Linked DNA regions of Homo sapiens: region 2 is linked to region 1. A link is a contact called in ENCODE Hi-C or POLR2A ChIA-PET data. All regions are on one chromosome and are shown on one strand. Each heading gives the region's core, a stretch centred on a gene start or an enhancer-like site at or near the end of the contact. The rest is flanking DNA. Distances are from core to core; before and after follow the strand shown. Region 1 holds the start of HDAC10 (histone deacetylase 10). Region 2 overlaps PPP6R2 (protein phosphatase 6 regulatory subunit 2).

What was found. A loop is a pair of places that touch in the nucleus more often than their neighbours do. ChIA-PET counts read pairs that join two places held with the same protein, here RNA polymerase II (POLR2A). Pooled maps may share reads with other maps.
Region 2: a loop to region 1 is called in a map with no recorded cell type, with 3 times the contacts of the local background. The contact joins the enhancer-like site here to the promoter of HDAC10 in region 1. A Hi-C loop is called at or near these places in 1 of 37 single-sample maps with no recorded cell type and 5 of 50 pooled maps. POLR2A ChIA-PET finds 5 or more read pairs at or near these places in 6 of 52 experiments (Caco-2, HepG2, WTC11 and 3 more).

What each region holds. Positions count from the first base shown.
Region 1 is chr22:50,248,805-50,254,601 of GRCh38, reverse strand. HDAC10 (histone deacetylase 10) reads left to right here and starts at 3,337. Exons shown (of 20, transcript NM_032019.6): 1 at 3,337-3,628; 2 at 3,697-3,831; 3 at 4,079-4,175; 4 at 4,442-4,539; 5 at 4,638-4,742; 6 at 4,899-4,967; 7 at 5,148-5,274; 8 at 5,434-5,499; 9 at 5,712-5,771. The coding sequence starts at 3,570. It overlaps MAPK12 (mitogen-activated protein kinase 12), which reads left to right. Exons shown (of 12, transcript NM_002969.6): 12 at 1,122-1,701. The coding sequence ends at 1,201. RefSeq lists enhancers at 2,322-2,491, 4,146-4,992 and a silencer at 2,982-3,641.
Region 2 is chr22:50,398,499-50,404,659 of GRCh38, reverse strand. All of the region lies in intron 3 of PPP6R2 (protein phosphatase 6 regulatory subunit 2), which reads right to left. Among named protein-coding and RNA genes, the nearest start is that of MIR12114, 5.9 kb to the left of the region's middle. RefSeq lists an enhancer at 4,328-4,924. Within about 2 kb of position 4,804, at least 23 of the 41 ENCODE cell types and tissues checked have a DNase peak (open chromatin) inside an H3K27ac peak, as active enhancers do.

The sequences.
Region 1 (5,797 bases), core at 2,088-4,587:
TGACTCACTGCAAGCTCCGTCTCCCGGGTACACACCGTTCTCCTGCCTCAGCCTCCCGAGTAGCCGGGACTACAGGCGCCCGCCACCAGGCCTGGCTAATTTTTTGTATTTTTAGTAGAGACGGGGTTTCACCGTGTTAGCCAGGATGGTCTCGATCTCCTGACCTCGTGATCCGCCCGCCTCGGCCTCCCAAAGTGCTGGGATTACAGGCGTGAGCCACCGCGCCCAGCCCTCTCCTTGCCCCACTTTAGGATCCCTCCCCCCTGGACAACTGTATACCCAAGACAGTCCCCAGGGCCTCGCCTGTCTCCCCCAGCCCCCGCTAAGCAGTCCAGACTCCAACCCCAACTGCTGGGGTCCATCATCCCCTATACCAGGGGCTATCCCCTCAACTTGGAGGGCTGGCCAAAGCCTGTGCAGCCTCAGGCTGGACTCAGAGAAGCCTCCCCAGCTCCCGCAGCTATGCTGCGGCCTGAGGCTGTGCTGGACCTGGCTTCATTTCTGCTCCAGGATGGCAGGCTGTGTCTTCTTCATGGCTGCATGACCAGCCTGGGGTGGGTGTGCCCGGGGAAAGTAGGTGTACACTGGGAGCCGTGCCATGTTTCAGGCCCTGTCCTGGCTCTGCCTCGGGTGCGGGACCTTGGTCCTCCACACTGGCTGGGTGGGGCTGGATGGGTTGAGATTCACATGTGCTCCTTACGACCACGGGTCCCTGGGTGCCCGCAGCAGGGCCTCCACCCTTCGCTGTGTGCATATTCGTGTGCTTATGAGTTTGGCTTTGTTTGATTAAAGGTTTCTGCTGCTAGAAAGATAACTTGAAAGCCATGGGCCATAGGATCCTCTCTGTAGTCCCCACCCACACAACTGTGGCTGAGGCCTCAGCTCTTAGGACAGACCGTGGTGGACATGTGGCCAAGCCCTGGCCACCTCCCCTTTCCCTGGAAAATCCAGATCTAGAGCAATGGCCTCTTCACACAAACCTTCTCTCAGTGGTTCAGACCACATTAGGATTAGAGAAGGGCCCCACGAGGCACCGCCAGGCGTGTCTGTGAGCGACTCCCAGGATGGAAGGCAAAGGCTGACCCCCCTCTCTGTTGTGCCCGCCCCCCCACCCCCGCCAGGTGTTACTTACAAAGAGGTGCTCAGCTTCAAGCCTCCCCGGCAGCTGGGGGCCAGGGTCTCCAAGGAGACGCCTCTGTGAAGATCTCTGGGCTCCGGGGTGGCAGTGAGGACCACCTTCACCTTCCACCTGAGAGGGGACTCTCGTTGCCACCTTGACCTTGGCTGGGGCTTGCATCCCAAGGCATCCATCAGAGCAGACGCCCGGGTTCCATGGACCCTCCTCCCCACGGCCATGCCTCTGCTCTTGGGCGCCCATCATGGAGGAGCACCTGAACTTTCTGGACAAGACCTCTGGCCGACCTGGGGATGGCCTCTGATCCCTGGAGCAGTGGCCCACTTGCCCGGTGCTCTCAGAAACCTCAGAGCTGGTGGGGCTCCAGATCAGGCCTTGGCCTCTGAGCCCTGCCTGCTCTGGGCCATGCAGAGGAAGGACAGAGGGTGGGCGCAGGGCACCAACTCAGGGACATCCCCTCTCCTGGGCGACGTCAGTGGACCTTCCTGCACCCCCAGCCTGGAATGTAAATCAGCTGTGTGGTGCCCGCGTGGCTGGAAGGAAATAGACCCTTTTGTAGCTCCCTGTTCTGGCTGTGCGTCCTCATGCCGGGTCCCACCTTAAGACCTCCGGGCCCTTGGCCTGCATGTAGAGGAGGCTGGCCTGATAGCTCAGACCCTTAGAGCCAGGAGGGGGGCCTGAGCATCCCATCTCTCCCAGGCCACAAAGCTGGTGCCCACTTCCCCCAGGCCTGTGCCAGTGATCTTCGAACCCCCACGTTAGGGCTTGGCCCCTCCCCTTTTACGGGGTGACCTGCTAATGGCTTAGACTCTAAGCCACTGTGTGTGGATCCTGAAGCCAGACCCAGGGGCAGGGCCTGATGGGGAGGAGTGTTAGGATCTACCCTAGCTCTCTGCATCCTCCAATGCCAGCAGGTCCCTGGGGGGAGGGGGCACGCTGGGCACGTTGAGACCCCTGTGGTGAAGTGGTGAGCGCCAGCCAGTCCCTGGGGGGACGGGGCACATTGGACATGTTGAGACCCCTCTGGCCCCTGTGGTGGATTGGTGAGCGCAGAGGGCTGGGTTTTATTCTTGATCAAACCTCTAGCCCCTACTACCCTGCTCCAGTGGTATCTTCGTGCCCAGGCCGCCCTCTGCAGGCCACTCGGTGTTTCCAAGGGTGGCGGCTGGAACACAGGCCATGGGCACCTCCAAACCTGTCCCAGGGCAGGGGTTACAGCAGAGAGACCAGTGAGGGGCAGGGCAGGGCAGGCCAGGTGTCCTCGGTGGACATGCCCACAGCTGGCCCAGCCAAAGTGGACCTGATGAGCTGCCACGACAGATGGGCCTTCTCTGCCCAGCGACCCTCATGCCTCTCCAGGGCATCCGGGCCTGGGGGACGTGATCGCCATCAGTTCCGGAGCCACGCTGACTTGTGGCATGGCTGCTGTCCACACTGGGCCCAAAGTGTGGGCCCATAGGTGGCCTGAGGACTGGGGGCCCCAAAATTCTGTGACCCAGCTGGATGTGAACTCCCGCGGGGGCAGGGTGTCCCCTGGGCTCCAGGGGGCCTCAGGTTTCCTCTCGGGCATCTTCCTCCGTGGCTGTGCCCGTGCCTCCTATCTTCCTCAGTCCCCCACCATGCTACCGCAACCCCGGTCCAGTGTCCCCACCTCCACCGACCTTGACTCTGCTCTTGGGCCAGGGGTCTTCTTGGAGCTAGAACCGGACTCACTCCCTCCTTAAACCTCGGGGGCGGTGCTGCGCCTCCATGCAGCCACGACCACCGCCCTGAGCCGGCCGCAGCGCCACCTGCCTCCCCGCGGGCTCCTCCCGCCTCGTGGCCTTTGCCCTGCAGACCCCTCGCCCCCCTCGCCTTTCACCCCAGGTCTTCCTGCGCCCGGGCCGGGTGGGCCTTGGGGCTGCGCTGGACCCTGACCCAGCTGGTGCAGAACGGGGCTCTCATGGGCAGGCTCGGCCACGGGCGTTCGGGTGGGGCTGCGGCGACCACTCGCCTAAGGCCGGGGGACCCCGCCCCTCTTGGAGGGGATCGGGGCGGGGCCAATGGGGAGGCGGAGCCGCAGCGCAGCTCCGAGGGCTGGCGGCTCGGGGCGCCGAGGCTTCCGCGCCCGCTGGTTCCTCGCTCCGGGGCGGAGCTCGCGATAGCGACCGGGAGCAGGGCGCGGGGCGGGACCCAGGTCCGAGGCGAGGAAGCCGGAAGCCAGGCGCGGGGAGCCTCCCCCTTCGACTGCAGCCTCGCTCCGTGCCTTCTGCGCGCCTGGGATCCCGGAGCCTGCCTAGGTTCTGTGCGCTCCCGCCCAGGCCGGTGCCCGCCGCCCGCCTGCGCCCCAGGCAGGTCCCAGGCCTCCGGCTGCTCCCGGCCGAAGGTGGGGACAGGCAGTGGCAGGCACCACTAGCGAGGGCGTTTGGGAACCCAGGGTGACCACGGCGCAGCCATGGGGACCGCGCTTGTGTACCATGAGGACATGACGGCCACCCGGCTGCTCTGGGACGAGTAAGTGGGACCTGGCCGAGGTGGGGTGCGGGGAGGGACCTCTGAACTGAGCTCCTCATCTGCCCCAGCCCCGAGTGCGAGATCGAGCGTCCTGAGCGCCTGACCGCAGCCCTGGATCGCCTGCGGCAGCGCGGCCTGGAACAGAGGTGTCTGCGGTTGTCAGCCCGCGAGGCCTCGGAAGAGGAGCTGGGCCTGGTGCACAGGTCAGGACGGGGGCAGGCCCCACGATGGGGGGCGGGGCGGGCAGCCCAGCTAGAAACCTAAGAACCTGGGCCTACCCCGAGCCTGCCAGCCTCGAATACAGAGCCTCTCCCTATGCACCTCGGGTGGGCTCACAGGCTTGAGGAAGTGACAGGGTGGCCACTCCCACCATGAATCCCAGGTCCCCGCCTCCCGCCCCCCTGCTCCTGCTGGTGACCCTGCCTCTCCTGCCTGCCCATCTGCATGCAGCCCAGAGTATGTATCCCTGGTCAGGGAGACCCAGGTCCTAGGCAAGGAGGAGCTGCAGGCGCTGTCCGGACAGTTCGACGCCATCTACTTCCACCCGGTGCGTGTCCCCGGACACACTCACCTGTGCAGACACACATGCACGTGCCTTTGAGCGTTCACAGCCACGGCCGCCAACCCCAGCCAGTGTCCCCTGGTCCATACACATGACATTGCCCTGCACACCTGCCTGCTGGCACTGCCAGAGCCTGGGGCTGGCCTGTTCTGCTCAGCAGCTGGTGTCTTGCAGCCTGGCACAAGTGTGGGTATGGCCTGCAAAGGGCAGCAGGGAAGGCAGGGGGCTCATCTGCGCCCCTGCGCCCACAGAGTACCTTTCACTGCGCGCGGCTGGCCGCAGGGGCTGGACTGCAGCTGGTGGACGCTGTGCTCACTGGAGCTGTGCAAAATGGGCTTGCCCTGGTGAGGTGAGAGCTGCCCCTTCCCCTGGCTGCTCCTCCGTGGGTGGCCCTGTGAGGGGCCAGGGCGACCCTGACGTGACCCAAATCCTACTCTCACGCCGTAGGCCTCCCGGGCACCATGGCCAGAGGGCGGCTGCCAACGGGTTCTGTGTGTTCAACAACGTGGCCATAGCAGCTGCACATGCCAAGCAGAAACACGGGCTACACAGGTGTGTGCCAGGCTGGCTGCAGGGGGGTGGGCCCAGGCCACACAGCAAGGGGCAGCGCAGGAGGCGAGAGAACCCAGCCAGCACCTTCCCATCCCTGGCCGGGCTCCTGGAGGTGGGAGGCCCTGCCCCTTTGCCACCAGCGCTGTCTGTACCCAGGATCCTCGTCGTGGACTGGGATGTGCACCATGGCCAGGGGATCCAGTATCTCTTTGAGGATGACCCCAGGTGAGCAGGGGTGCGGAAACCACCCTTCCCTGCAGCCCCAGTTTTTGGGTGCACAGCCTGGCCTGGGAAAATCCAGGGGTGAGATACAGACATGTGCTCAGGGGTCAGCGTTCTACAGGGAGCTGTAGAGCTGTTGAGGGTCCTGACCTTTGACCTCTGGCCCTGGCTGGCTGTTGGCAGCGTCCTTTACTTCTCCTGGCACCGCTATGAGCATGGGCGCTTCTGGCCTTTCCTGCGAGAGTCAGATGCAGACGCAGTGGGGCGGGGACAGGGCCTCGGCTTCACTGTCAACCTGCCCTGGAACCAGGTGCCCACCCTCAAGCCCCAGGTCCCCACCCAGCCCCCTCCCCCTGGGCCCCTCCCCTCCCCCACAGTTCACCCTCAAGCCCCAGGTCCCCACCCACCCCCTCCCCCGGGCCCCTCCCCTGCCCCACAGTTCAGGATGTAGCCTGGGATGTCCTGCCAGGTTGGGATGGGAAACGCTGACTACGTGGCTGCCTTCCTGCACCTGCTGCTCCCACTGGCCTTTGAGGTGACTGCACGGAGGGCTCCCCCAGGGCAGCCGGGTGGGAGGGGGACCTTGTGCCTGGAGTGCGCCAGTGAAGGCAGGAGGAGGGTTATGAGCTGTCCCACTCCTGTGTGGCTGGGGAAGGTGCTCAGGAGGGGATGGGATGGGCCTGGCTCGCCCTCACCTGGGCTCCAGCCCCTCTCTGTCGACCCTCCCCACTCCGGCCTGGCCTGTAGTTTGACCCTGAGCTGGTGCTGGTCTCGGCAGGATTTGACTCAGCCATCGGGGACCCTGAGGTGAGGGCCTTGCCTTGCCAGGGAGG
Region 2 (6,161 bases), core at 3,555-6,054, 150 kb before region 1:
TGGGAGACTAGCCTGGGCAACATGGTGAAACTCCGTCTCTCCAAAAAAAAAAAAAAAAAACAAGAAAGAAAGAAAAATTAGCCAGGCGAGGTGGCACATGCCTGTGGTCTCAGCTACATGGGAGGCTGAGGTGGCAGGATGGCTTGAGCCCGGGAGGCGCAGGATGGCTTGAGCCCGGGAGGCAGAGGTTGCCGTGAGCCAAGATCACACCACTGCACTCCAGCCTGGGTGGCAGAGTAAGACTCTGACTTAAAAAAAGAATATATGCCGGGTGCAGTGGCTCACACCTGTAATCCCAGCACTTTGAGAGGCCGAGGCAGGTGGATCACCTGAGGTCAGGAGATTGACACCATTCTGGCCAACATGGTGAAACCCCATCTCTACTAAAAATACAAAAATTAGCCAGGTGTGGTGGTGGGCGCCTGTAATGCCAGCTACTGGGGAGGCTGAGGCAGGAGAATCACTTGAACCTGGGAGGCAGAGGTTGCAGTGAGATGAGATCAAGCCACTGCACTCCAGTCTGGGTGACAGAGCGAGACTCTTGTTTCCAGAAAAAAAAAAAAAAAAAAATAGAATGTGCAGGTGACAGTGCCTGCCCATGCCTGTCACACAGCAAATGTGTGCTCAAGGTCAGCTGCTATGACCTTCCTTCTCTTGCCAACATGTGGCCACCGCCAGGTAGAGAGGCAGCCCTAGCACTGGACCTAAGCCAAGGTGGTCCACGCGACCGGCTGGAGGGGCCAGGGTTTGAGAGACTCTATAGGAAACAGCTGGCCAGGCCTGGCAGCCGACCAAGTGTGGAAGGGGAAGAAACGCAATGATCTCGGCTGGCTGGGGGGTGGGTGTGCCTCATCAGCCCAGACAAGAAAGTGCCACTTTTAGAGCTCTGAGGAACAGCGCCTGTGAAGGGCAGGTGGAGTGTAGAGGGTCAAAGAGTGGCCCAGCAGGCTTGGGTTTGGGAGAGAGGACCTGGCTGGGGCCCGATGGAGTAGGGTCAGGGCACAGGGGCACTGCAAGCTGGATGTGTGGGCAGAGAGGGGGCCTGAGAGCTGGCGCAGGGGGCTGGGGCAGGCCCAAGCTCATCCCCTCACTAGCCGACCTCACTAGCCGAACTTTCTGGCCTTTAGTGTCCTTGTCTGTTAATTGGGGCAGGCAGTACCCACCCTGTGGGATGTCAGAGGGGCTGGCCAGCAAGTGGACAACACATGGTCCCTCAGGGCAGGAGGACCAGAGAGCAGGAGAGGAGGGCCAGGTTGGCAGCCTCAAAGGCCACAGTGAGGCCCCAGGTCTACCAGATCTCTAACACTAAGACCGGTGAGCTGGGCAGGGGGAGGAAGTCACATCCCATGGGGTGAGGAGGAAGATCAAACGTAAGGAAGCAGAGAAACATCCAAATCATTCCTTGAAGAAGTGTCTCAATACCACAGGGAACAAACTGATTTTTTTTTTTCTTGAGACAGAGTCTTGCTCTGTTGCCCAGGCTGGAGTGCAGTGGTGCTATCTCAGCTCACTGCAACCTCCGCCTCCCGGGTTCACGTCCTGTCTCAGCCTCCTGTGTAGCTGGGATTACAGGCATGCACCACCATGCTCGGCTAACTTTTGTATTTTTGGTAGAGACGGGGTTTTACCATGATGGCCAGGCTGGTCTCGAACTCCTGACTTCAAGTGATCTGCCTGCCTTGGCCTCCCAAAGTGCTGGGATTACAGGCGTGAGCCACCACACCCAGCTCCAAACTCATCTTGTCTACACACGGACAAACGTGTGCACACATGGCACAAACCAAGCTAGAAGACACTGATTCTCTAGATGGAGGGACTAAGATTTTCTTTTTTCCTTTATCAACATTTTACAGTTATTCTTCAAATGACAGGTGCTGCTCTAGTAGTTTTAAAAATGTATACAAGGTATAGAAATTCCAGTCAAACACAGCAGATGGAGCACACAGGCTTGTTCATATTCCCTCTCAAACTCCATCTCAAATAACACAAAGAATTAAAAAGACAAGAATGGAGAGGCAGAAACGACGAACCAGCCTGGAGGACTGAAGCAGCCGGCCACGTGAAGACTGACTTGGCACAGGGAAGGCTGAGTTTCAGGAGCCCACAGAAGGGGCATCAACTAGAGATGAGAATTCAGGCCACAGAACTCCAGAGAGGCCTGGACACTGATTTGGCGGCCAGTAAGGGCAGGGTGGGCTGAGAACTTACAGGCCAGGGCAGTGGGACATGTCCCTTCCTTATGGCTCCTGGGGCCAGGGACACCAGGCACAGCCACAGGGTGACCAGACACCATCCAGAAATAGGGAACTTGGTAAAAAAAAAAAAAAAAAAGAAACTGGGGTGCCCCCAGCCCTCTTCCCAACTCAGCTCCTGATACTGACAGGTCCATTCCCCACAGGGGAGAGCTAGAAGGATTCTTTTCTGGGAAAAATAATGGGACAAAGAGAAAAGTCAACTAGTGGCCTCTAAGCTGTGGTGAGTAAGCCCCATGCAGATCCCAAACTCTGTGCAGGATCTAGGGCCCCACTTATGAAAGAAGCGTGGTGCTGACCAAGCAGAAAACAAGGCACACGGAGGAGAGCAAGTGTAGAGAACAGAAGGAAACTCTTTTAAACTACAATGTTCTCAGAGATGACACATTAAGACTGTGTATCCATGAATGAGAACTTGAAGCTTTTATTAAAATATATGAGAATAAGAAACTGCTCTTAGAAATTAAAAATATGGGCCAGGCGTGGTGGCTCACGCCTGTAACCCCAGCACTCTGGGAGAACAAGGCGGGCGGATCACTAGGTCAGGAGATCAAGACCATCCTGGCTAACACGGTGAAACCCTGTCTCTACTAAAAAATACAAAAAAATTAGCCGGGCGTGGTGGCAGGCGCCTGTACTCAAGAGGCTGAGGCAGGAGAATGGCGTGAACCCAGGAGGCGAAGCTTACAGTGAGCCGAGATTGTGCCACTGCATTCCAGCCTGGGCGACAGAGTGAGACTCCGTCTCAAAAAAAAAAAGAAAAAAGAAAAAGGGAGGCTGAGGCGGGAGAATGGTGTGAACCCAGGAGGCAGAGCTTGCAGTGAGCCAAGATCGCATCACTGTACTCCAGCCTGGGCGACAGAGCGAGACAGACTCTGTCTCAGAAAAAAAAAAAAAAAATTGGCCTGGCGCGGTGGCTCACGCCTGTAATCCAGCACTTTGGGAGGCCGAGGCGGGCGGATCACGAGGTCAGGAGATCGAGACCATCCTGGCTAACACGGTGAAATCCCGTCTCTACTAAAAAATATAAAAAATTAGCCGGGCGTGGTGGTGGGCGTCTGTAGTTCCAGCTACACGGGAGGCTGAGGCAGGAGAATGGCGTGAACCCGGAGGTGAAGGTTGCAGTGAGCCGAGATCGTGCCACTTCACTCCAGCCTGGGCGACAGAGCCAGACTCCATCTCAAAAAAAAAATAAAATTTTAAAATATGACAGATGTTAAGCATGGTGGCACCTGTGGTTCCAACTGCTTGGGAGGCTGAGATGGGAGGATCACTTGAGCCCAGGAGTTTGAGTCCAGACTGGGCAACATAGCAAGACCTCACATCTAAAAAACAAACAAAAAATAATGGTAGAACTTTGAAAAGTCAATAAAAGGATGAGAACTTAAAAGATGAAGAAGTCTCTCAGATGTAGGCCAAAAAGGCAAAGTACAAAACATTAAAAGCAAAAATAAGGAAAGCATTAATTTGAGTAATCTAACACCTCATTAGAAGTCCCAGAAAGAGAAAAGAGGGAAAATATCAAAGAAACAATATGAGAAATTTCCCTCAGCTAATGTCACAAATGTACAGACTAAAAGGGTTCAGGGAGCCCAGAACAACAAATGAAAGAAATGGATATCCACTGTTGACCTCATTTGTCTACTCGGGATATCTTTGCTTACTTATACAACTTTTCCCTTAGAGTCAATATTTTTCTGTTTGCTTGATTTTGTACTTACCTATTACTAAATTCGCCCAAGCTCTGACTATGAAACTCTCTTGGCTCAATGATGCTCTTTGGGGATCCCCTGTCCTGACCCATGGAATAATTCCACATTACTGGGAAATTGAGAAACAATAGGGCTTAGAAAAGAACCTAAATGCCCTCAGAGAGGAGAGAAAACAGGTGACACACGTGAGCCAGGAGCTTGCTACATCAGACTTGTGAGACTAGAGGACAACACGGAGGCTCCCAAAGCCCAGGGGGTAATGCCCAGTCTGAACTTCTAATCAGAGGGTCTCAAACACGCAGGCCCGATGCCCTAAACATCACCACCCACGAACTCCATCTCAGGAAGCTGTTTTAACAGAGTGTAATTTACCACAGGAAGTCAACCGAAGAAGAGGAAGAAGCCATGACAGGAGATGGACAATGGATGTGGAGTGGATGGTCAGTGGCCCAGGAACTGTTATGGCAAAGTTCCCTTCCTCCCAGTGTTTCCCTTGGTGGAGACGCTGTCTTTCTTTCAGTTCTGCCCTGAGTGCAGCAAGTCTCTCTGCGGCAGGGGGTGCTTCCTGGGGGCCCGCTGTGACCCACTGCTGCTTCCCACTGGGTGAGCAGTTCTAATTCTGCAATCAGGAATGAGGAAGCCCACAGCTCAGAGTTATAAATGACACTGCTTTATGAGTAATGAAAGCGACAGCTTGGTGTCTCTTACTGACTCTTCTGTCTTATTTCTCAAATAATCCAGATCTTGGCAAGCAAACTAGACAAGAGCTCACGAAAAGACCAGGAGCATCCCCAGGCTCTAGGGCTGACCATGTGACTGCTGCTGCCTCCAGCCCTGGGGTGGCGCCCTCTGCTGTGGCCTGGGCAGGCAGTGCTCTGACTCCAGAAGGTGACCAGCCATCTTACAGTCACAGTGGCTTTTCAGCCAAGGGCTGCTCCGCAGAAGCAGGGCTAGCTGCATGTGAGGCCTTAGGAAGAGGCAGCGTGTGGGCCTCACCTCCCTGGAGCAGCCCCTGGCTTTAATTAAGCAGGGTCAGTGGCTGCTACCTGATCCCAATCCACCCAAACCAAGTGCAGCTTCTCTTGAGCACAGACAGCTCAGGCAAATTCTCCACTTTCAAGAAGAGTCCTCCCATAATTGAGCCTGTGGTCATGGAGGTGTTCTGCCAGGTCTGCAGGAGAACCCTGACCTCCAAGGCTAACAGGTTGCGGGAGGCGGTGTTTAACCTGGCAGTGCCACTAGGCAAGGATAGCAGAGTCGCGAAGCACAGGTGCTGCTCTGTATAAATGAAGCCTTCTTGGAATGTAGCCCCATCCATTTGTTTACTATTTTCTGTAGCTGCTTTCATGCTACAACTTCAGAGTTGAGCCGTTGCAACAGAGACCTTACAACCTGCAAAGCCTAAAGTATTTACTCTCTGACTTTTCATAGATACAGTCTGCCAACTCCTGGTCTACATATATATTTATATCTTCTCCATCTTTTTTTATTTTTTAAAGAGATGACAGTCTTGCTGTGTCATGCAGGCTGGAGTGCACTTACTCTCTCAGCTTCCCAAGTAGCTGGGACTACAGGCACCGGCCACCACGCCTGGCTAATTCTTTGTATTTTTAGTACAGACGGGGTTTCACCGTGTTAGTCAGGATGGTCTCCATCTTCTGACCTCATGATCCGCCCGCCTCAGCCTCCCAAAGTGCTAGGATTACAGGCGTGAGCCACCACGCCCGGCCCCTATTCTATTTCTCAAAAAAAGTGTTTTTTGTTTCACTTTATTTACAAGGCTAGTCATGTGACGCAGACAGACTGAAGAAGGAAGAAAGAAATCTTAACTGCTTGTGACCAATTAGGTGTAAACACTGCTGCACTTTGACTAGCCTCAAAAAAAGTGTCTTCTGTAATCTTAGCACTATCCTAGCACTTTGGGAGGCCGAGGCAGGCAGATTGCCTGAGCTCAAGAGTTCAAGACCAGCCTGGCCAACATGGTAACCCCGTCTCTTCTAAAAATACAAAAAATTAGCCAGGCATGCTGGTGTGCGCCTGTAGTCCCAGCTACTAAGGAGACCGAGGTAGGAGAACTGCTTGAACCCAGGAGGCGGAGGTTGCAGTGAGCCAAGATCGCGCCACTGCACTCCAGCCTGGTTGACAGAAAGGACTGTGTTTCCAAAAAAAAAAAAAAAAAAGTCTTAATATGTTTTTT